Linked DNA regions of Homo sapiens: region 1 is linked to region 2. A link is a loop called in an ENCODE intact Hi-C map of the cell type or tissue named here. Cell type or tissue: psoas muscle. All regions are shown on one strand. Links, peaks and the distances in the headings refer to the core of each region. The heading gives the core; the rest is flanking DNA. Region 1 has its middle 9.0 kb from the start of FOCAD. Region 2 overlaps FOCAD (focadhesin).

Region 1 (15,639 bases), core at 7,566-15,565, 57 kb before region 2:
ACCCAGAAGGAAGAGGACAAGTTTGTGCCATATAATTTTATAATTGGGAATTTAAATTGTAAAAGAAAAAGTACCCAATAAATGGCAGATCTCCTTTGTTTTAACCTCATCCAAAATTAATCCCACTTTTTGATCACATCCCTGACAAAGGAATCTTTCTTTCTAATGCTGCAATATTAGCCTGGGGTTCAGGAACATCCCTGCGAGGACAGAGAGGAATTACCCAGGAAACCACTGCAGAAATTCCAAGTATCTTTTAGGTGCTTTACAGTTGACACCTGAAGACCTTTCTGACATGGTCACTATTGTGACAGGAATAATACTGCTTCATGGTCAGTCTGTGGTGAGATTATGCGTGGAAAACCTTGGATTTCCAAAGAATTAAGAAATTAAAAACAACAGCAACATCAACAAAAATAAAAACCAGATATGAAAAAAAACCTCCCTAATGAAGACGGGATTCTTTCTTCTTTGCATACCATCAAAAAGATCATTCTGGTGTAGATAACAGAAGTGGAGTTGAATCATAATTTTTTTTTTAGTTGATTATAGATGCCACTAGAAAAGGTTTAAGCGTGTTTGGACAGGGAAATAGAAGTATTCTTTTACATTTGCTGAAAGAAGATCTATTATCTCTAATAATTTCTGAATGAAATACAATTTAATTGTAGTTTCCTGTAAATAAATACATTTCCACATTTCATACGGCAGAGAAGAAATTTGGTTTTGTTTGCATCTCATTTTTGTATTTTTAAGAGTGAAGTGTGAAATTGTAATGACAAATTTCCCTTTGTTTTCCTCTATTTGAGAGTTCATTGCTGAATACTTTTAACGTTTAATCATAAGGGGGAAAATGACCCCAGAATTATATGATCTTTAATGACTCCATTTTAACAACTAGATACAAAAAGAGAAGCAAAGTGAAGGACATCCTCTTAACCCATTCAGATGGAAATGTGAATCAAGTGGAAACATTTTATAAATGTTTATTAATATAAGCAAGTTGCTTTATTTACTAGCATTATTATACTGTGCAATAAAATACTCCTTGTGGTTAGAAGCAGTTACAAACAGCTAACTATTGTTTTCCTATTTCCATTTTTTATGTTCTGATATCAGGCAACATCTACATCAAAAAATTACAGGGGGAGGAAAAGAAGAGAAATTAGGATAGGCTATAAAGATTGTACAAATCCTAAATGGTATGATTACAGGGCATGATGGCCACTGAATAGATCCATTAGTCGTAATTGAATCTGTCAGGAGCCAGGTAAATGGCTGTCTCTGAGGAGGTCACCTTCCACATATGAACTGGCCTACAGCTTGTATTAGCCTTGTCAGGAGATTGAATCCTGACTTATCTGTAGAAACCTTTAAAACAAATAATAGGAATGAAGTAGCAAAGCTCAAAAGTAACAACATTCTGGACGGAAACAAAATGCATAGCATAAGGAGTGGTGATCACACCAGACAAACTTTATTGCCCATCCTGTTCCCAGGCTGTGTGGCACGCTCCCCGTTTTCTCCTCTAGGTTCACGGTTAGCCTCCCCACCCATCTCTGGGCTGACATTTTCAAAGGACTGCATCAAAGGTGATTCCTTGCCCTGTGACTTCCATAGGAAGTCCTGTTTGGAGACCGGAGGATGGAAGAGAAAGAATATTTATTTCCCTGCTCTTGGATATTTAATTCCCTGGTTTCTTCCTTCTTGGGGGCCTTGTGCTTCACCAAGGACCATAGCTGGTCTTTGGAGTAAGGCAAGTGAGGTCCTAGGGTGAAAAAAATTTAAGGGGGTGCTCATTCTCAGGGTTGTGCAAGGGGAGGATCGGCACTGGAGAGAGGCCCTCCTTAGATTTATTTTGTCACTAATTCCTTACACTAGCCCTTCCTTTAATTGAGCTAGTTTGAAGGGATTCTGTTCCTTATTTTCAAAGCAGCACAAACCAAAATAGCAAAAAACCAGAAGCCTGAGAAGCACTTGGTGAAAACTTGGTTATTCTAAAATAATTCAGGATTCTTGGGCCCAGAAACTTATCCTCGTCAAGATTGGATATGTGTTGCTTCATAAATTGTAAGGCCAGTGAAAAAAGAAAACATGGCACAGTGCTGTGGCTCATGCTTGTAATCCCAGCAGTTTGGGAGGCCGAGGCGGGCAGATCACTTGAGATCAGGAGTTCAAGACCAGCCTGGCCAACATGGGGAAACCTGTCTCTATTGAAAATACACAAATTAGCTGGGCATGGTGGTAAGCACCCTGTAATCCCAGCTACTCAGGAGGCTGAGGCATGAGAATCGCTTGAACCCAGGAGGCAGAGGTTGCAGTGATCCAAGATTGTGCCACTGCACTCCAGCCTGGGTGACAGAGCAAGACTTCATCTCAAAAAAAAAGAAAAAGAAAAAGATAATACAGGGCGCCCATGTAAGCATTACTGAAAATGTCAAGAAAGCAACAGCAGAGCATTGAAGCAAGCACAGGAACTTTCTTAGTGTGGGTTCCTACATGACTACATAGGTCATATACTCATGAAGCCCAGATTCTGAGATATTTGCAAATGAAATGGTTAATCATTGAGGAATTGTGAGAACTGAAAAAGTATTAGAAAATAAAATTAAAAGTCATTTAAAATTTTGCAAGCCCTATGATGGCAGCATGGGTTTATTATGCATCTTTTTAACCCATGGTGTTTATTAGAGCACTTTCTACATAGTAAGAACTTAGCATTAACAACAATAATATCTATAGTTACTGAACTCTTATTAGGGGCCCAAGGCCTGGTGCACAGTAAGTATTTATTTGTTGAAGTAATGAATGGGTAGATTAAATTTAGATACTGGTTAAGGGCTTTATATGAATAATCTCATTTAATCCTAAAAATCAATCCTAATGATCAATAAATCCTCATTTAAGCCTAGTGAGGTAAATATCATTAGTATCTCTTGAATTAGTCTGTTCTCACACTGTTATAAAGATACCACCTGAAACTGGGTAATTATAAACAAAAGAAGTTTGATTGATACAGTTCTGCATGGCTGGGGAGGCCTCAGGAAATTTACAATCATAGTAGAAGGTGAAGGGGAAGCAAGGCACATCTTACATAGCAGCAGGAGAGAGAATAGAGAAAGGGAGGGAGTGTCACACTTTTAAATCACCAGATCTTGTGAGAATGCATTCATTATCGCGAGAACAGCATGGGGGAAACCACCACCCTCATAATCCAATCACTTCCCACCAAGTCCCTCCCTTGACAGACACGTGAGGATGACCATTTGAGATGAGCTTTGGGGTGGGGTGGCCAGGGGACACAGCGCCAAACCATATCATCTGTATTTTATAATAAGGAACCGGAAGCTTAGAGAGTTAATTTGCCCAAGGTCACAGAGTTGGTTAACGTCTGAAATTTGTATCCCTATTTCTATGATTCCAAAGTCTAAGATCTTAACCACTCTGCCCACAATAGGCACTCTGAAGAACTGAATGATTTTTGGATTGTCTTTGGGCATTAACTGAGTTGTACCTCTAACAACTCTATTAACTTGATATTAAAAAATAGCAATCCTTATTATGTAAAAATTTTAAATCCCAGCTAGTAAATACTAACTGTATAAGAGACTCTGATTGTCTACAGAACATTCTCTCCTTAGAAAGACATATTTTTAGTCTTATATTTTATTACATTTCTGATCTTCTGTAATAAGACAATGAAATTATTATATCATGGATATAATATAATATAAATGACGGATTGTGTCATGGATACATACAACCTTATAAATATGTCAGGCCAATTAGAACTCTTAGTCTTATATTGAAATGTGCACCGTAGATAAAATTACATAGATACAAACATCTATATATTGAACTCTCGGTGGCAAATTTCAAGAACTGGAAGCCTTAAAATAAAGAGGAAAAAGCTCTTGAGACTGGAATATGCCTTAGTATTAGTGAAAACAAATTTCACTTCTCCAATTATTGTGTGGACAATCCTGTTATCTCATACCAGTCTTCTAAAATCCTTAAGCTTGAAGAATGGCTTCAGCCCAGAACAAGCTTTCTCTAAGTGGAATGCAGGAGGATTTGAGCAGCCAGATTCAAATGTGCACTACAGGAGAGCAGAATATCTGTGTGTATATGGTGACTGTTCAGTTTCCACCTATTGGCCGTCCTTGCAAGGGAGGCATCATTCTCTCACAAGATAGATTAGTATGGTAACATGTAATAAAAGAGGAGAGATTAAAAAGAAGAAAGAATGCAGAGAGAAAAGAGAAAATGAGTTACTGTTTAACAGATGCTGGGGCAAATGATTATGCTCCTGGCAGGCAAAAAAAGGGCAAAAAGTTTCCTGTATTGCTCCCTAATACAGTCACCTTTGAAGATGTGATGTGCCGACTCTCTCAAAACTAATCTGACATACACAGACACCTAAATCATAGCTGTCACTATGGAGTGCTGCCGCTGGCTTGTACAGGCTCCTGAGAGCTAATTGTGTACACCTCTTTCAAATTCCATATTCAGGGACATCAGGTTCATAGTTTGAATTTGGCCGTAATAGGAATATTTACACCACAGAAATCAGCAACCGTTGTAGTTTTTTTTTTTTTTTCCTCCCTGGAGAGCCTGTTTACCAGCACACCACTGACTGTAGCTTATAAAGACAACATAACTCCATAGTGTGTACATGGGATAGGGAACCATACTCTACTTTTGTGTGAAGGCAACAAATAAGGAAAAATGAATCAGTAAAACTCCTGCAAACTTTATAGAAGACTGTTCCAAAGGTCCTGCTGGCATATTGCAGTTTTTAAAATTCAACTACAAGTGCATTGCAATGTCATTCAGAAGGTTGAATTATAATTGGCATACTCTGTAGAAGAAGTGAGAAGTATGGTATAATTTTTATAAAGTTTTCCATTGAAAATTAATTTTTCAAAGCTATGGGAGCTGGTTTGACTATTGAGCATCTTTATTGATAAATATCAAGCCCTATGGCCTTTCTGCAACACATATTTAAGTTAAACAAATGAAATCAATAAGTTATAACTTAAAAATAAATTATTATTATTATTATTATTTTTGAGATGGAGTCTCACTCTGTCGCCCAGGCTGGAGTGCAGTGGCGCAATCTAGGCTCACTGCAAGCTCTGCCTCCCGGGCTCACGCCATTCTCCTGCCTCAGACTCCAGAGTAGCTGGGACAACAGGTGCCCGCCACCACGCCCAGCTAATTTTTGTATTTTTAGTAGAGACAGGGTCTCGCCACATTGGCCGGGCTGGTCTTGAAATCCTGACCTTGGGTGATCCACCCACCTTGGCCTCTCAAAGTGTTAGGATTACAGGCGTGAGCCACTGCGCCCGGCCAAAAATAAATTATTTTTAAAAATAACCAAAGAACCACAGGAAAAACTTATGTTACTTAAAATATTATTGTTTAGCTGGTTAAACAATCTAGGTCACCAACAGGACTCACCAAACTTCAGTTCCATGGATTTAAATCTATTTACAAGTTGCTTTTATTTAAATAAACTAATAGTTTCTAATACATAACTTATTGAAGTAAACTGATAATTAGGCATCAATTTGTATTCATTTTGGAAGCCAATGGACATTTTTAGCAGTACCAGCAGTAAAGATACTCAGATTTTATTCCCATTGCTTGGAGTATGCAGTGGCAATGAATGTCTGAAAACCACTCCAGAATGGTAGGGGGATAAATTGTATTTTGGGGAAGATTTTGGCCAGTATAGACAGAAATGGAAGAGGAGGCCTAGTTACTCTTGTTTGTTTTTACCCTTGGTTTTTTCTATTTTTTGACTATTACAAATAATGCTGCTATGAACATTTTAATACAAGCTTTTATGTGGGTTTATGTTTTAATTTCTCTAGGATATATACATAGGATTGGAATTGCTAGGTCATACGGAACTCTATGCTTAACACTTTGAGGAACTGTTGAACTGTTTTTCCATAACAGTGCACCATTTTTACATTTCCATCGACAATGTGTAAGGGTTCTAATTTCTCTGCATCGGCATCATTTATTGTCTTTTTTATTATAACTATCCTGGTAGTGGTATCTAACTGTGGCTTTGATTTGCATTCTCCTGGGGGTTATGATATTGAGCATCTTTTCATTTATTTACTAGCTACTTGTATATCTACTTTGAAGAAATATCTATACATTTTTATTTAATTATACTTAATTAATTATTATTATTTTTTTGAGACAGGGTCTCACTCTGTCACCTAGGCTGGAGTGCAGTGGCGTGATGGCGTGATCTCGGCTCATTGCAACCTCTGCCTCCCAGGCTCAAGCAGTCCTCCCACCTCAGCCTCCCAGGTAGCTGGGACTACACGTGCGTGCCACACGTGGTGTCTCACCATGTTGCCGAGGCTGGTCTTGAACCCCTGAGCTCAAGCGATCTGCCCACCTGGGCCTCTCCAAGTGCTTGGATTACAGGCGTGAGCCACCATGCCCGACTCCTAATTAATAAAATTCTTTAATTAGATTGTTTTTTAATTATCAAGTTGTAAAAGTTTTTCTACATTCCTCTTTACTCTTAATTAGTTGAAAATTTGTCAATTGTTCTTTAAGGTAAAAAGGCTAAATCAAGACCTTATGCTACCAGTTTGGATAAGAAGCGAGGCACTGGGTCTATCTGTAGTGGTATGTTGCAGTCAGTTTGTCACAAGAGCCAATTGTTAAATTTCAGGAACTTTGCAAACTACTTGTTAAACACAGTCCTTATTAAAAAGCAAATTATATCAACTTACAATTAAATATCTTATATTAGTATTAGAAATAAATATATTAGATGTTCTAAGCTTATTACTTCTGAATTATTTTTCTACATTTTATTATTATTTATGCTATTGAGGTTATTTATGCTATTGTCTCTATGGTGGAAATATTATACAATTATGTGTAAGTGTACACCTCTTCCCAACTCCATATGGAAATTGACCATGTGGGAGTACTGTATTTATACCATGGAAGTTGGCAAACACTACACATCAGCTTCTCCCCTATCTCTTTCCACCAAGAGCTGCTAATTAAACATCTGTCAGCGCACCACTGGACAATTAGGCCTGGATATTATAAAGATGTTCCAAAGGCCTAATTCTTGACAGAGAATGTAAGCAGAAGAGAATTTTTTAAGACCCCTAGCAACCCTTGCTGAGAGCACATCTTTGAAGTCCAGGCTGTGGTGCCACTTTGGAACAACTCTCATGAAGTTGCATCAAAAGATACTGGTCAGCTTTGCCTGCTAAGTTGGAGAAAGTAGGCCATGTGTTCTTTGAATGTCTGGAGGACGATGATGATTTTATTTGACTTTGCTCTGTATAATCAGTGTTTAGCATGGCGTTGAGCTGATACTATTTACTCAGTAATATTTGTTGAATAAATGATAGCTGTGCTTTTCTTCTGCCCCATGGTTATAAGGACTGAAATTTAAGAAGCCTGATTGAATAGATTCCTTCAAAATTTCCCCCCAATACCTACTTAATAAGTTCCTGGGATAAGAGGTTGTCTCAGAATCCAGGGTGAGATGGGGTAGAGTTGGGGCAGAACTATACCTATGGAAGCAGCAAGAGAACAAATTACTTCTGTGGTACATATTCTGCAAAAATGCAAGAGCCACAGTCAAGGGCAATTGACTTCTTCCTTGTAAGACCCTCTTTTTCTGGTTAAAAAAGTTTTTCTTCTATAAATCTAGTTCTCTAAGTCTCATAGGCCAGCCCTGAACCACATGGCCATGACTTGCTGTAAGGAAGTCTGGGAAAGTATCTGGCAAAGGGGAAGAAGAGAGCCATGGTTGGCTTAGGTTAGGGGTAGGCAAACTATAGTCTGTGGGTCAAAACTGGATGATCACCTAATTTTAGAATGTTTTCAAGCTAAGAATAGTTTTTACATAAAAATATATACCAGAGCATAGCCATCATGTCAAAACAAGAAAAGAAGAGAAAAGTGAACTTTTTGTGTCATGCTTTTAAGGCACAGTGGATTGTGGATTATTTTGTTATCAAATTGGATGACAAAGTATGTGTTTATTGTGCAGTGATACTATACCTGTACTAAAAGATAATATACATCAATATTCCCAGATTCATCACAATATTCCCAACTCACAGGGAGACAATGGTCAGAAAATGTGAAAATTTACAATGGAAAACGTCATCACAGCAGAATTTCTTCACAAAAATAACAAAAGAGTTGAAACCAAAGTAATTTTCTGAGTGGCTTCTTTGTTGGCCAAGCAAAGAAAGCTGTTTACTGATGATGAGTTAATTAAATCATGTTTGATCACAGCAGCTGAAAAAATTTTTTCCCAAGAAAATAAACTTGTTTCAGACGATTAACCTTTCAGTGAGATCTGTTGTTTGAAGAGTTGAAGACACTGGGAGCAACATCAATAGTCATGTACAAAACAAGGTAGATGATTTTGAGTGGTTTTCCTTGGCTCTTGATGAGTTGACAGGTATTACCAATAGTGCTCAGTTGCTTATTCAAGGAGTCAACGCTGAGTTTAAAGTCACTGAAGAATTAGCCTCTATGAATCGTCTGCGTAGAACAACTATGGGCAAATATATTTTCAAAGATGTTGGGAAAACATTAATAAAACCTGAAGTAGAATCTGTTAAGATGCCTTATAACTTATGGTGATAAAAATGTGTATGGAGAAGAAAAAGCTTAGTTGGACAAATTAATAAAGCTTGTGAAAATGTGAGAGACTTAAAGCCCATTGTTACTTACTATGCTGTTCATCAGCAGGTAATTTGCAGAAAGTGTTTGAATCTATTGTGTGTTTCTGACCCAGAAGTTCCAATGGTGAACTTCATTTACTCTGGTGGACTTAATGATCAATTCTGCAAACTTTTGTCAAAAATAGAAGCTGAATATCCCGATTTGCCCTATCACACAGCAGTTTTATGGCTTAGCAGCGGTAAAGTTTTGTTGCAATTTTTAAAACTCAGGCCTGAGACTTCTGGAATGAGAAGAACCTCCCTCAATTACTGTTATTGAACATGAGTGGCTTTGAAAATTAGCTTGTGTGGCAGACTTCATCATGTTTCTCAATATAAAATTACAAGGCAAACAGAGCATATGTCCAAAACTCACATTATGGTAAAGTCATTTTAACAAAAACTAATGCTGTTTCAATCACAAGTAATGTCAACCTGCTTAATATAGTTCCTGTGCTGTCAAAGTTTTAAAAAGAAGCAAGAGCTCCATTCCCACAAACATTTGCAGGAGATATATTTTCCAAAATCAAACTAAAGTTCCAATAGCATTTTTGGATTTCAATGCAAGTGGAAAGGAAATTTTCAAACATCAAAATCCATTTATTAAAGAAGACACAGATAAATGGAAAGACATCCTCTGTTCATGGATTGGAAGAATACCATTACAATGTTCATACCACACAACATGATCTACAGATTCAATACAATCCCTAAAAAATTTTGATAATACTATTTAAGAAATAGAAAAAAACAACATAAAATTTATAACAAACCACAAAAGGCCCTGAATAGCCAAAGCAATCTTGAACAAGAAGAACAAAGCTGGAGGTATCATACTTCTTGATTTCAAAGTACATGACAATGCTACACTAATCAAAACAGTATGGTACTGGCATAAAAATATACAGATAGGCCAATGGAACAGAGCAGAGAGCCCACGAATAAATCTATGTATCTATGGTCAACTGATCTTAAACAATAACACACAAGGATCGACTCTTTATTAGATGGTGTTGGGAAAACTGGATATTCACATGTAGGAGAATGAAATTGGACCCTTACCTCACCCCATGTGATAAAGTCAACTAAAACAGATTAAATATTCAAACATAAGATCTAAAACTGTAAAATTACTAGAAGCAAAGATAGGAAGAAAGCTTCTTGACCTTGTTCTGAGCAATGATTTTTTGAATATGACCCCAAAAGCACAGGCAACGAAAGCAAAAATAGACAGGTGGGATTGCATCAAACCAAAAAGCTTTTGCACAGCAAAGGAAACAACAGAATTAAGAGACAACTTACAGAATGAGAGAAATATTTGCCAACTATTTATGTGATAAAGGGTTAATATAGAAAATACAAAGAATTCAGCTTAATAGCAAAAAAACCAAATAACCTTATTAAAAAATGGACTAAGGACCTGATAGACATTTCTCCAAAGAAGACATACAAATGGCCAATAGATATAGGAAAAAATGCTCAACATCAGTAATCATCATACAAATTTAAAACTACAATAAGATATAACCTCAAACCTGTTAGAAAAGGTAACAAGTGTTAAGGATGTGGAGAAAAGGGAACACTTACATGCTGTTGGTGGAAATGTAAATTGGCAGAGCCATGATAGAAAACCGTGTGGAGGTTTCTCAAAATACTAAAAAATAGAACTATATCTGATACTGCAATCCCACTTTTGAGTATACCTCCAAAGGAAATGAACCTGGCATCCCAAAGAGATATCTGCACTTTTGTTCACTGCAGCATTATTCACAGTAGTCAAGATATGGAAACAACCTGTTTGTCAAAAGATGATTGGATAAAGAAAATGTATGTATGTGTGTGTGTATATGAAGATATATTGAAGTTTTTATATATCCTTTGCTTTATTGAATCCTCTCAGCACCTCCAATAATTAAAAACATATCAGGAAGAACAAAAAGAGACTTGAGGCAAATTTACTCTCTGGTCCATTTCAGAAAGAAATTGCTGGCTTAGATCAAACATATTCTATCCCTTGGTGCTGGGAACATTACTGAGTCACATAAAAATTTGGATTATTTTTAGCATGGGGATTACATTGAAATAATGTATGTCAATATTAGTAAGGATCTGATATTGTCTTGTTATTAAGAAAAGTGGTTGTAGTTATTAGAGATACATGGCTACATCATTCTTATTGCCCAAGCTGACCTTGAGCAAACTACCAAGCATGTGAATGAGGCCATCCTAGACCAGCCAAGCTTTAAGCTGACTGCAGACATGTAAAGAGATCCAGGAGGGACCAGCAAAACCAGCCTAAATATGAATTGCCTAGGAAACCACAGGATCCTGAGAATGAATAATTGTTTGTGATTGTAAGCCACTAAGTTCTGGGGTGGTGTGTTACACAGCAATCTCTATTATAGGTGACCAAGGTAAGTGTGTCAGATATTCTCTTTTTGCCCCTTCACAGTGCTGCAGGAGGCCGACCTATAACTGCAGCACAGGCTTCCCTTGCTTCAGGAGATCAAGAGAGAGGAGAATGAGGGAAGTGAAGATAGTAATTCCCTGAACCCCCTCCCTGTAGCATCACTGTGGACTGGCTGTGTTACGTGACCAAATGCCCCAAACACAGCTTCTTTGTGTTTTGTAACTACACTCTCTCCTTTCTGCTTTCAGCTTAGGCGTGATTTGGGGGCCCCAATGTTACTGCGTCTCCCTTGTGATCTTTTTAATCCCTGCCCATACCTCTGTTTATAGTCTTTTATTAAACTCTTCAATGTTTCCTAGTTTGATTGTACCATCTGTTTCTTGCTGGGACCCTGACTGATAGAGTAGGCCTTATCCAGAAGGTAACATCTCAGCAAAGACTTGAATGATCTGATGGAATGAGTCACAAAGATATCTGGGGAGAAATGCCAAGATCTTGCAGCAGCCAGGAGGCCGGGTGAGTGAGCTGGGCAGGAGTGTAGAAGACAAGGTCAAAGGGGCAACAGACAGTCTGTGTATGTGTGTGTGTGTGTGTGTGTGTGTGTGTGTGTGTGTGTGTGTGTGTGTGTTGGGGATGGAGGTGTGTGGTGCAGGGGAGGGAGATCATGTATGGCCCTGTTGGCTTTTGTAAGAACTTTCGCTTTTACTTAGAAAGAAATGGGGAGCCATTGGAGACTCGTATATCTAATTAAATCTAATAGATTGCTTTCTGTGATGTGCTGACACTGGAGCTCTGTGATTTAGTACTGAATTTCTCCTCCCAGTCTTCGTGCCTGATGATGAATGGGTGGGCGTGTTGAGCCAGCCCAGCATGCTTGGGCCTGAGTTCAAGGCTTTGTGTCTCTCTCCTGATGCTGTGGGTGACATGACCTTCCTTACAGTACAGGATTCAGACTACAGTGTCTTTTTTTTGTTAGCATATTCTTTTCAGCTCTGTTAATGACTTGGGAGTGGGCACATTTTTCTTACTCTCTTTTTTTTTGTTGTTGTTAAAGTCAGTAGGCCCTTCTACACTGACTTCAAAATGTGTGCTTATCTAAAGGGTCTTATACAATAGAGAACTGCTTAACTACTTCAGTGGAAATAATACAAGGAGTTGAACAGAAATACTATCTGCCTGCCTACCTCTTAAAGACGGTAGTTTGTCTTAAATATTTAAAAGGCAGAGTTTTGCATGTACAATGTCTAGAAAATACAGATTTGAAAGGTGTTTTAATCCTTCAAGTGAAATTTGCGTCTGAGCTGGGCCTTCTGGAATTAAGTCTAGCGCACCCTCCACAGGTTACATGAATAAAGGTGATTCTCTTGTAACCCCTATGAAGGACCACCCTCTCTCTGCTGTTTCTCAGAAATATTCCTCAGGCTGAAAGTCAGTGAACCAGCTGTAGAGAGCTACAAACATCTGCATCAGATGTAGGTTCGCCCAACTAAGTTAAACTGATCTTTCCTAAGTTATAGCTCAATCAAAATTTAACTATAAATTGTAGCTACATTCCTTCAGGCTCCATTCTTTGCTTTCAGCTCAGAAGGAAAGTAAGCTATTTAGTTAACGTGATTAATTAGGCAGGCAGAATCTTTTTCCTCCTGGCTAAGAATATAGGTGGACTATTAGAACCTGTTCTAATGTTTTTTGTCCGGCCTTCACCTTAATTTCTTTTACAATTTGTTGTTATTGTCCGGGTGCGATGGCTCATGCCTGTAATCCCAGCACTTTGGGAGGCTGAGGTGAGCCCACCACGAGGTCAAGAGATAGAGACCATCCTGGCCCACATGGTGTAACCCCGTCTCTACCAAAAATACAAAAATTAGCTGGGCATGGTGGCGCACGCCTGTAGTCCCAGCTACTTGGGAGGCTGAGGCAGGAGAATTGCTTGAACCCAGGAGGTGGAGGTTGCAAGCTGAGATTGCGTCATTGCACTCCAGCCTGGCAACAGAGCAAGACTCTGTCTCAAAAAAAAATTTAAATTTTAAAAATTTATATCCCAGTGCATAAAGCAAGCTATTCAATAGGTATGCAGTAGAAAGAGGATAGGACTAGGAGTCAGGGAACCAGGGTTTTAGTCCTTCTAAAACATATTAGCAGCTAGCCATGGTGGCTTACACCTATAATCCCAGCATTTTGGGAGGCCGAGGCGGGAGGATAACTTGAGGCCAGGAGTTCAAGACCAGCCTGGACAGCATAGTGAGACTTCATTTCTATATATACATTTATTTATTAGAATGTAGTAGTAGAATATATGTGTATGTTAGCCGAACACTGTGGTGTGTGCCTGCAGACCCAGCTACTTGGAAAGCTGAGGTGGGAGGATTGCTTGAGCTCAGGAGGTGAGGCTGCAGTGAGCTATGATCGTGTCACTGTACCCCAGCTTGTGTGACAAAGTAAGATCCTGCCTCAAACCAAAACAAAGCCAAAAACAAAAAACAGCCCTGCCCAACCACAGCCCCCCACAAAAAGCAATTAGTCATATGACATTGAAGAATTGAAGATGAACCTGTATCCTTTTAGAATTTTAGTTCCCTTCTGTGTAATTGGCTTGATTAGATTAAATCAGTGAAGCGTAAAAAAATTTTGAGTTCCAACATAAGACTTTAAGCTTACTAAAATAAAATTCCCAACAAGTATAACCTATTATCATTTCATATGAGAAAACTTCTATTTTCTTTTTTTAATAGAGATGGGGCGGGGGCCCTCACTGTTGCCCTGGATGGTCTTGAACTCCTGGCCTCAAGTTATCCTCCCACTTGGCCTCCCAAAGTGCTGGGATTATAGGTGTGAGCCATCATGCCCGGCCTGAGAGGGTACTTTTAACATTAAAACAAAACAAAAGAACAAAGCATAATCTCAGGAAAAGGACAGTCCTTTAAATTGAATAAATTTATTTTTATGAAAACTTAATACATTGTCCATATTTTTTAACTTCAGAATTTGTCAGAGAAAACTTTGTCATGAACTGGCAACTTCTGAGATCCTTTCTAGTTCTAAAAGCCTATCTCTCTAGTCTTGTCAAAATAAATCTGGTGGCTGCTGACTTGGTCTCCAGAATGAGCTGGCTCCATAAGGCTCTAGAATACGTCTTTCATCTTGGTATCTCCTGTGCCTACCACAGTGCCTGGTATAGCATTAGATTAAATAAATTAAAAGGTGAAATGATCCCTGCTGAATTGCAGTTCCTGTATGGAAGGAGTATACCCCAGAAGGAGGGGGTGAGCCCATGGACTTCCAGCTTAACCCTAGATCTGCAGTAAAAGCAGTCAAATCGGTTCTAGGCTCCAAGTTTAATGGTCAAGTTTCTCAATCCTGCCCAAAATCTGAATCTAGGATAGGTGTCTGCTGTGGCCTACATGTTTGTGTCCCCCAAAGTTAATGTGTTGAAGCCTAAACTCCAATGCAACAGGATTAAGAGGTGGGGCCATTGGGAGGTGATTAGGTTATGAGGACTCCTGTCGTGCCCTTATAAAAGACGCTTCAGGTAATCTATTTCCCCTTCTATCCTGTGATGATACACAGAAGGCACCATCCATGAGGAATGGAACCTCACCATATTCCAAATCTGCTGGCACCTTGCTTGGACTTCCCGGCTTGCAGAACTGTGAACAATAAATTTTTATTGTTTATAAATTACCCAGTCTAAGATACTTTGTTATAGCAGCCTGAACATAATAAGACGGTGTCAAAAGTAGACTCAATATCATTCTTTAAATGGGCATTTCCCTGTGTGTTCCTAAAACCAGGCTTTCTACAACAGAGGCAGTACGTTTACTCATTGAGCACCAGGGTGCTTGGATTCAAGTTTTGGCCTGGCCATTAGGTAGGTGCATGACCTTGGTCAAGATGCTTCACTTGCTGTACTTCAGGTTCCTTATTTATAAAATGTGGGTAATAACTGTAACTGCCTCATAAAGTTGTTCTGTGGATTAAATAAATTTATATACTTAGAACAGCGCTGTTTACAGAGTTATGTGTTTAATTATAATTTTGACTAATGAGCCTCAAGAAATATAGGAATAGAAGAAAAAATATTAAAATAGTCCTAAAAGAAATACTGGTGCATTTGGAAGACTGAAAGAGAGTATCATCAAAGTCCATAAAAAGGGAATTATAAGCCTTATAAAACTCCTTTGAAGCAAAGGATAACAGAGGTTGAATAACTTTAAGTAGGTTCAATATTGATTGATTGAATGATTGATTGTGACAGTCTCACTCCATCAGAGGCTGGAGTGCAGTGGCGCCACCTCGGCTCACTGCAACCTCCGCCTCCCGGGTTCAAGCGATTCTCCTGCCTCAGCCTCCTGAGTAGAGTAGCCGTGACTGCAGGCGCGCAACCCCACGCCGGGCTAATTTTTGTATGTTTTTTTTAGTAGAGATGGGGTTTCACCACGTTGCCTAGGCTGGTCTTGAACTCCGCCCTCCTCGGCCTCCCAAAGTGCTGGG
Region 2 (8,000 bases), core at 1-8,000:
CAAGCAAGATAGTACCTGAGCTGTATCCATCCATCCATCTATTAATTAAACATATATTTATATGTATTTTTTTGACACAGAGTTTCGTTCTTGTTGCCCAGGCTGGAGTGCATTGGTGTGATCTTGGCTCACCACAACCTCTCCCTCCCGGGTTCAAGCGATTCTCCTGCCTCAGCCTCCCAAGTTGCCGGGACTACAGACATGTGCCACCACCCCCAGCTAATTTTGTATTTTTAGTAGAGACGGGGTTTCTCCATGTTGGTCAGGCTGGTCTCGAACTCCCAACCTCAGGTGATCTTCCCGCCTCAGCCTCCCAAAGTCCTGGGATTACAGGTGTGAGCCACTATACCTGGCCAATTAAACATATTTATTGAGTATATTTATTTATTATTTTATTTTTTTAAAGTTCTGGGATACATGTGCAAGATGTGCAGGTGTGTTACATAGGTAAACATGTGCCGTGGTGGTTTGCTGCAGCTATCAACCCATCACCTAGGTATTAAGCCCAGCATGCATTAACTCTTTTCCCTAATGCTCTCCTGAGTATATTTATTATCTCTTGTATTTCTGTGCTAGGTGCTGTGATACCGTGGTGAGGAATGCAGACGTAGTTATTGCACTCATGATGCTTTTGGTTTCAATGGAGAGATTGCCATAATTGCCTAGTTATAGAAACTCATTCAAAGTATACTGTGTTGGGAATGCCTTTAAGATGACGATTTGACTTAGTCATGGTGGTAAAAGCAGGCTTTCCTGAGGAAGTGACACCTAAGATGAGACGAAGGAGTAAATAAAAGTTGTCTAGGCAAACAGGAGTTGGTAAAACTTTCCAGTTACAGGAAATAGTATGTGCCAAGTTCCTGCTGTGGGAAGGAGATTGGCTGTTAAGATGGCCTGAAAGAATGCTAAGAGTGAGGGGAGAGTGGTATGAAATGAAGCTGGAAAGGTAGGTGGGATTCAGACAGTGCAGCGCATGATTGACAATCTTGATGATTTGGGTCTTTATCCTGGGTGGAGAAGGAATGTACTGAAGTGTTTTATCTAGCGGGTGTTAGTGATTCCACAAAAGGCCATTTGGAATGCAGTATGAAGATTAAAATGGAAAGTATTGGGTTTGGGGTAGGCACCTAGATGGGATACACAGAGATTAGGTGGCTGTTGCTGTAGTCGAGTGAGAGGTGATGGTTGCTTGCACTAGAGATGGGGGAAGTAGAGGGATTTGTGAGATATTTAAGGGATGAAGCATTCGTGGTGTACTGAATATGTAGATGACTGAAAGGGATATGTCAAAGGTGACTCCTTGATTTCTGGCTTTCTCTACATTTAGATAGGGAACATTAGAAGACCAGGTGTGTCGGGGGAGAGCATGGGTTCAATTTTGGATGTGTTGAATATGAGGCACAATTCAGATGCTGAAGTGGAAATGTCTAGTAGGCAGCTGGATATGCCTTTTTTTGTTGATATCCCCTGAACACATTATACTATGAATAAGTTAGGCATAATATCTAATCAGCTCTTTTTTGCCCTGATTAAAGTCTTTACCTTGATTTGTTAATTAACTCTTCCGGGTACCTGTGTACCTCAAACTCATAGAGTCTGCTTATCTAAAGTCTAATTCCAGTCCCTAAAAATGTTCCTCAGAAATCTGCTTTTTCAAATTAAATGACATGTTTTTGTGTCTGTGCTAAACTGTGACTGAATACAGGTCCTAAGCAGAAGACACCGTGGTTATTTCATTGTTTATTTCAATTTCTCCTCATACTGTCTATCCAGGAGATCACGTTTAATTTTTCTTTTTTTTATTATTATTATACTTTAAGTTTTAGGGTACATGTGCACAATGTGCAGGTTAGTTACATATGTACACATGTGCCATGCTGGTGTGCTGCACCCATTAACTCCTCTTTTAGCATTAGGTATATCTCCTAATGCTATCCCTCCCCACTCCCTCCATCCCACAACAGTCCCCAGATTGTGATGTTCCCCTTCCTGTGTCCATGTGATCTCATTGTTCAATTCCCATCTATGAGTGAGAACATGCGGTGTTTGGTTTTTTGTCCTTGCGATAGTTTACTGAGAATGATGATTTCCAGTTTCATCCATGTCCCTAAAAAGGACATGAATTTTTCATTTGTGTTCAGGAAGTCCTTCCTCACTGGGCCAGGCACAGTGGCTCATGCCTGTAATCCTAGCATTTTGAGAGGTCAAGGCAGAAGGATTGCTTGAAGCCAGGAGTTTGAGACCAGCCTAGGCAACATAGTGAGACTCTGTCTTTAAAAAAAATAAAAAATTAGCCAGGTATGGTGATGCACACCTATAGCTCCAGATACTTGGGAGGCTTAGGTTCGAGCATCACTTGAGCTCAAGAGGTCGAGGCTGCAGTGAGCTATAGTGAGCTATGATTGCACCACTGTGCTCCAGCCTGGGTGACAGAGCAAGACCCTATCTCAAAAAACAAACAAACAAACAAAAAAAGTCTTTTTCGCACTTTGAGATTATAAATATTTTTTAACTAATACAAAATAAAAGTTGTGCAAACAGTGGAAATTGTAGGTAATGGAAGTCAGTGGTGAAACTACTTTTTGTCATCTTTTTTTTCTTTTCTTAAAATTCACTTTTGTTATTGAGCCCTGGTGAAAAGTAGGAAATGGCAGGACTGGAAGGACTCAGGGCTAATAGGGAGTCTTAAAGGTTCCTTCAAATCTTGGTCTTGGTTTCTGCTAGGATATAGAGAAAACCAGGGTAATCTGAAGTCAGATCCAGGTACATGGAATTAGGAACCAACTAACCCCAGTGACATTGAAATCCCATTCCTAGACCTATAAAAAACATTTATATGCACATATGCCAAGTGTTTTAGAATTGAATATTCCGTTCAAATGTATTTTGTTTTTAAACTTGCATTTTTCCACATAGTATGTGATGGTAATTTTTCCATGTCACATGCATAAATCTGTTTGCAACCTTATTAACAGCTGTAGAGTATTCTGTTTAAGAGGAGTCACATTTTAGTCATTTTCCTAATGACAGACATGTGTTTTTTTCTCTTCCTCTTTAAAAGATAACACATACAGTATAATATTGTCTTTTTTTTTTCTTTTTTGAGGTGATCTCACTTTGTCACCCAGGCTGGAGTGCAGTGGCGTGATCATGGCTCACTGCAGCCCCAACCTCCTGGGCTCAAGTGATCCTCCCACCTCGGTCCCCCAAGTAGCTGGGACTACAGGCTCATGCCACCACACTTGGCCAGTTTTTGTATTTTTTGTAGAGATGGGGTTTTGCCCAGTATGGTCTCAAATTCCTGGGCCCAAGCGATTCGCCCACCTTGGGCCTCCCAAAGTGCTGGGATTATAGGAATATCTTCTTTTGAGTATAGATAAGGGTATGTCTATAGGATGGGGTCATAGAAGCAGAATTTATGGGAAAAGGGGTATAAAATTTTCATAGATACTGTCAATTTGCTCTGCACAAAGGCTGAACCAACATATCAACATGAAAGTGCTTACTTCCCCCACCTACTCTTTAACACTGAGTATTATGAATCTTATTCTTCTGTGATTTGTGTATCTCTATTCTCTGCTCAGTTTGCTATTTTATGATCTGCTTTATTTTGTTGCTTTTCTTGTTTTGTGGGCATGTATGCTGTAAACATTTTATCTTAGACTCTCTCTTAACTTTGTTTTCACTCTGCTAAAAACTTTCCCTACCAACTTTGCTGAAACTATCTGGAATTTTAGTTACAGATTTTTCTTTTTGTTATTTTTTACATTTTTTCTCCATAAATTCTTTCAAAGCAATTGCTTTAATCTTTATAGTCACATTTGAAAAATAATTGTATGTTCTGATATTCATGCATACCAAAGTTACTTGTAGTCTACATGCTTTTTATTTCTTCAGTCAATCCTTCCTTCCTTCCTTCCTTCCGCCTCCCCTCCCCTCCCTTCCCCTCCTCTTTTCCTTCTCTTTTCCTTCCCTGAGACATGTCTTTCTGTCATCCAGGTTTGAGTGCTGTGGTGAGATCATAGCTCACTGTAATCTCAAACTCCTGGGCTCAAGTGATCCTCCTGCCTCAGCCTCCTGAGTAGCTAGGACTACAAGTGTGTGCCATCATGCTTGGCTTATTTTTTAAGGTTTTTTTTTTTTTTGAAACGGGATCTCTCTATATTGCTCAGGCTGGTCTCAAACTCCTGACCTCAAGTGATCTTCTGGCTTCCAGCCACCAGAGTAGCTGGGGTTACAGGCACGAGCCACTATGCCTGGCCTCTTCAATTGTTTTATCTTTAAAAAAAAAAATAACAGCTTATTGGGATATAATTCAAATATTATAAAATCACTCTTTCAAAGTATGTAATTCAGTGTTTTCAGTATAGTTACAAGGCTGTGCAATCATGCATTCTAATTTAACTGGAGAACCTCTTTAAGAAAAATTTTCAGAGTTTTATGTGTGAAAATATTTCTTTTCTGGTATTTTACTCACTTTTTTGGGGGAGGTGTTTGGACTTACTGAGTTTTATAAGCCTTTCTCTTATAACTCCACATGCATTGCTTCATTCAGTTTTGTTGTTTGTAGACAAGAATGCTGATGCCAAATTAGAAATGATGCAAGCCTAGTTGTTTTTATTTTATGAATTTTTTTGTTTTATAAAATTTAAGAGGTTATAGGATTTTTTTTATCCTTTGAGAAATGTCAGCAATTATTTTATTTCAGAAATCTTGCTTAGTACTTGGAAGCTTTTTCAATTTGAAGATGTAAGTGCAGTGAAATTTTCTTTGACTTTTGCTTCTCCAGTGGTTATGTTTTCTTCTAATTCACTATTTTGAGTTTTAGCATGATTCAAATTACTGTAACCTCTTTATGAAATCATACAGAATTCAACAATAATTTTCATTTTGCAGGAGTAGATCTCAGATCCAGAATAACAAAGACTTGAAAACAAGAAAAGCAGATTTTGAGCTAAGAGATGGAAAATACTAGAGATTTTTAGGAGTTAGGATGAGTTTGTAGTTAGTTTTAGGCAAATTCCAGGCCTCAGCGTTCATTAACTCTGATGCCTGTGCTTACACAGCGTCATCTGAAAGAGGGAAGAACATTATTATCTTTATGTTATAGTATAAGTTTTGAATTATCCCAGCTTTTTGAAAAAGCATGTAATTTACTGACATACTATTCTTTATTTTTTAAAACAACGTAAGAGATGGGCTTATTATGATTTTTGATTATGAAGACGAGGATGTTGAGACCCCTAGGCATTAAGTGACTTGCCTAAGATTCCCTAGTTAATTCAAATTGAAGTAGGGGTTTAAATAAATATTAACCTGAAAGTATCCCTCTCAACCCATTTGAAATATGTAAATCATAATATTTATTAAACATAATATTTATTAATATAAATAATATCTATTTCAAGTGGGTTGAGGGGGATAGTTTCAATTAAATTTAAGGCAAATGTATAACCATTTGAATGGCGCTATGTGTAACTTGATTGATGCCATCATCTTTCAAAAATTATAATCTACTCATGCTACACTCTTGCTGAAAATACAGCATTGACTCCGTTATCTACACAATAAAATCTGGATCCACAGATAAGAGTAAGTGAGACCTAACTTAAAGTTTAAAAAATTGGAGTTCATTTATCAGCATTGGTGGTTTTGTGAATCCCTTGGAATTAAAAGTAAATGTGATGTCTATTCTTTTCTCTTGGATTCCACTGCTTTCATAAAAAGGTAGGACACCATAAAAACCATAGATCTGTTATCTGTTATCTCTAGAACTCTAGTCATATGACAAATAAATAATTAAGGAAAACCAATATAGTTTCACATGCAAAAAAGGATTATTTAATGAATTTGTATTTTTTGGAAGAAATTCAGTCAGAAATTCATCAACACTGGTCATTTCAACTAATCATTAGGCTCAGAGTGCAGTCTTACGAGGTTACTAGGTGAAGCCTGGCCTTTCTTCAGTGGTATATAAATAGCTTAAATACGACTTGAAAGCTGATTTTCAGTTGTATAGACATTGAAGGCTAGAAGATAAGAATGCTTCTAAACATGTAGTGACTCTTTCTCCAGGACAGACCAAAGTAGACTCCCTATGATAGGCTTTAGTCAGATACTGGATTCTCAGAATGGCTCACCCAATTAGTGATGATGAGATTGTATATTTCATGGTATCATTTAACATCTAGGCACAGGCCTGGGTCAGAGCTGCAGGACTGCATCCCTGAGACCTGGTAAGTTAGCTTACAAAATTCATATATTTGGAGGAGTCAGATCCCATAGACCTTCAGAGGAGGCTGTGTGAACTCTACCCTGTGACTTAGTCGAGACATTTATACCTAGGTATAGGTTCTTGATAAATTGGTGATAGAGCAGTTATGTTGAGGGATCTCCAGGTCTTTGTAAAGGAAGGTGTTGTGAAGAGTTGTGAAGAACTGGAGGATATAGTGGGAGACACCAGTCCTTATAGTCCAGAGTTCTCAGTTACAAAAAGTTCTGATTCTGAAAAAGTAAATGGTGTGAAGAATTGCAAAGAAGGAGTTTATTTTAAAAGTTTGGATGTTGAGGTATCTTTTTCCTAAGCTCTGGCATAAGAGGAGTCTAGAAATTCAGTGTCAATAGAGAAGTTTCTCAGAAGAATGTGAACAGTTCCAAAGGAAGAAGACAAGGCAATACCTTGGTTACCCAAGGAGGTCCTCAAGGAGATGCCATGCAGTCAGACTTTCTTGAGGCAATTACACTTCATTCTAGTTTACAAAAAGATTTCCATTTTAATTTTCACTGAGTTACAGTGAGATTCACTGGCCATTTTGTGGGCCAAAGTACCATAGAATTGACACAGTACCAATGTGTAGCATGTGAGCAAGCCAAATCTTGATTTGACATCCATTGGAGAACACACACAGGAGAGAGAATCTTTATGGAGAAGGCTTCATGAAGTGTTGGGACCTCTGTGTTCACCAGAGGATCCACACAGGAGAGAAACTATACACATGTGACATATGTCATGAAAGATTCATCCATGAGTTATACTGAATGGTCCTAAGAGGATCCATATGGAAGAGAAAACATACCACTGTAGATTGTGAAAAATGCTTCAGCTGCAAGAGAAACCTCAATACTCCCCAAAGAATCCATTTAGGCACTAAACTATTTGAGTGTCTACAGCAGTGCTGTGAAATAGAAATATAATCTTAGCCACAAATGCAAGCCACATATGTAATTCAGAATTTTCCAGTAGCCACATTAAAAAACCAGAAATAGATTACATTAACTTTAATAATATATTTTATGTAGCCCAATATATCAAAAATATTATTTCAACATGTAATCAATATAAAAAATTATACATGGTATTTAATATTCTTTTTTTTGTGTCCCAAAGTCTTTTAAATCTAGCATGTATTTTGTACTTACAGGACATCTGAATTTGGACTAACCATATTACTAGTGCTCAGTAGCCACATGTGGCTGTTACTATATTGGACTGTGCAGGTCTACTAAGTGGCCAAACCTTTTGTCACTTGGAAAACCTTAAATGCCATAAAAAAATACACTCAGTAACATCTCACATAAATGCCACAAATGATACCTAATTAAGTCCAAGTAGTGTTCTAACCCAAAAATAAAGTTAACATTGATTTCTAATCAACTATGTTCTGAAGTAAGTGACATAATGCAAGAACTTAGAAAAGTGCTTAGCTTATGGTAATGCTCAATAAATGTTAACAAGCATAATTAAACAATAATTACTTTTTGGCTGGGCACAGTGGCTCACACTTGTAATCCCAGCACTTTGGGAGGCTGAGGCAGGCGGGTCACCTAAGGTCAGGAGTTTGAGACCAGCCTGACCAACATGGTGAAACCTTGTCTCTACTAAAAATACAAAATTAGCCAGATGTGGTGGCACATGCCTGTAATCCCAGCTACTTGGGAGGTTGAGGCAGGAGAATCAGTTGAACCCAGGAGATGGAGGTTGCAGTGAGCCGAGATCGTGC

What was found. A loop is a pair of places that touch in the nucleus more often than their neighbours do. Peaks named below come from ENCODE experiments on the same cell type or tissue, not always from the same donor. Only the 100,000 strongest peaks of a DNase experiment are listed, where the experiment ranks them.
Region 1: it touches region 2 in a loop (2.9-fold over the local background); 7 of 110 quality-filtered maps call a loop at or near these places.

The regions. Positions count from the first base shown.
Region 1 is chr9:20,667,397-20,683,035 of GRCh38, forward strand. It overlaps a transcript of FOCAD not described here. Among named protein-coding and RNA genes, the nearest start is that of FOCAD, 9.0 kb to the right of the region's middle. In psoas muscle, for the core only: no CTCF peak of the experiment used is centred there; a DNase peak (open chromatin) is centred at 11,675; H3K27ac peaks cover 61 bases.
Region 2 is chr9:20,731,562-20,739,561 of GRCh38, forward strand. All of the region lies in intron 4 of FOCAD (focadhesin), which reads left to right. Among named protein-coding and RNA genes, the nearest start is that of MIR491, 19 kb to the left of the region's middle. In psoas muscle, for the core only: no CTCF peak of the experiment used is centred there; no DNase peak of the experiment used is centred there.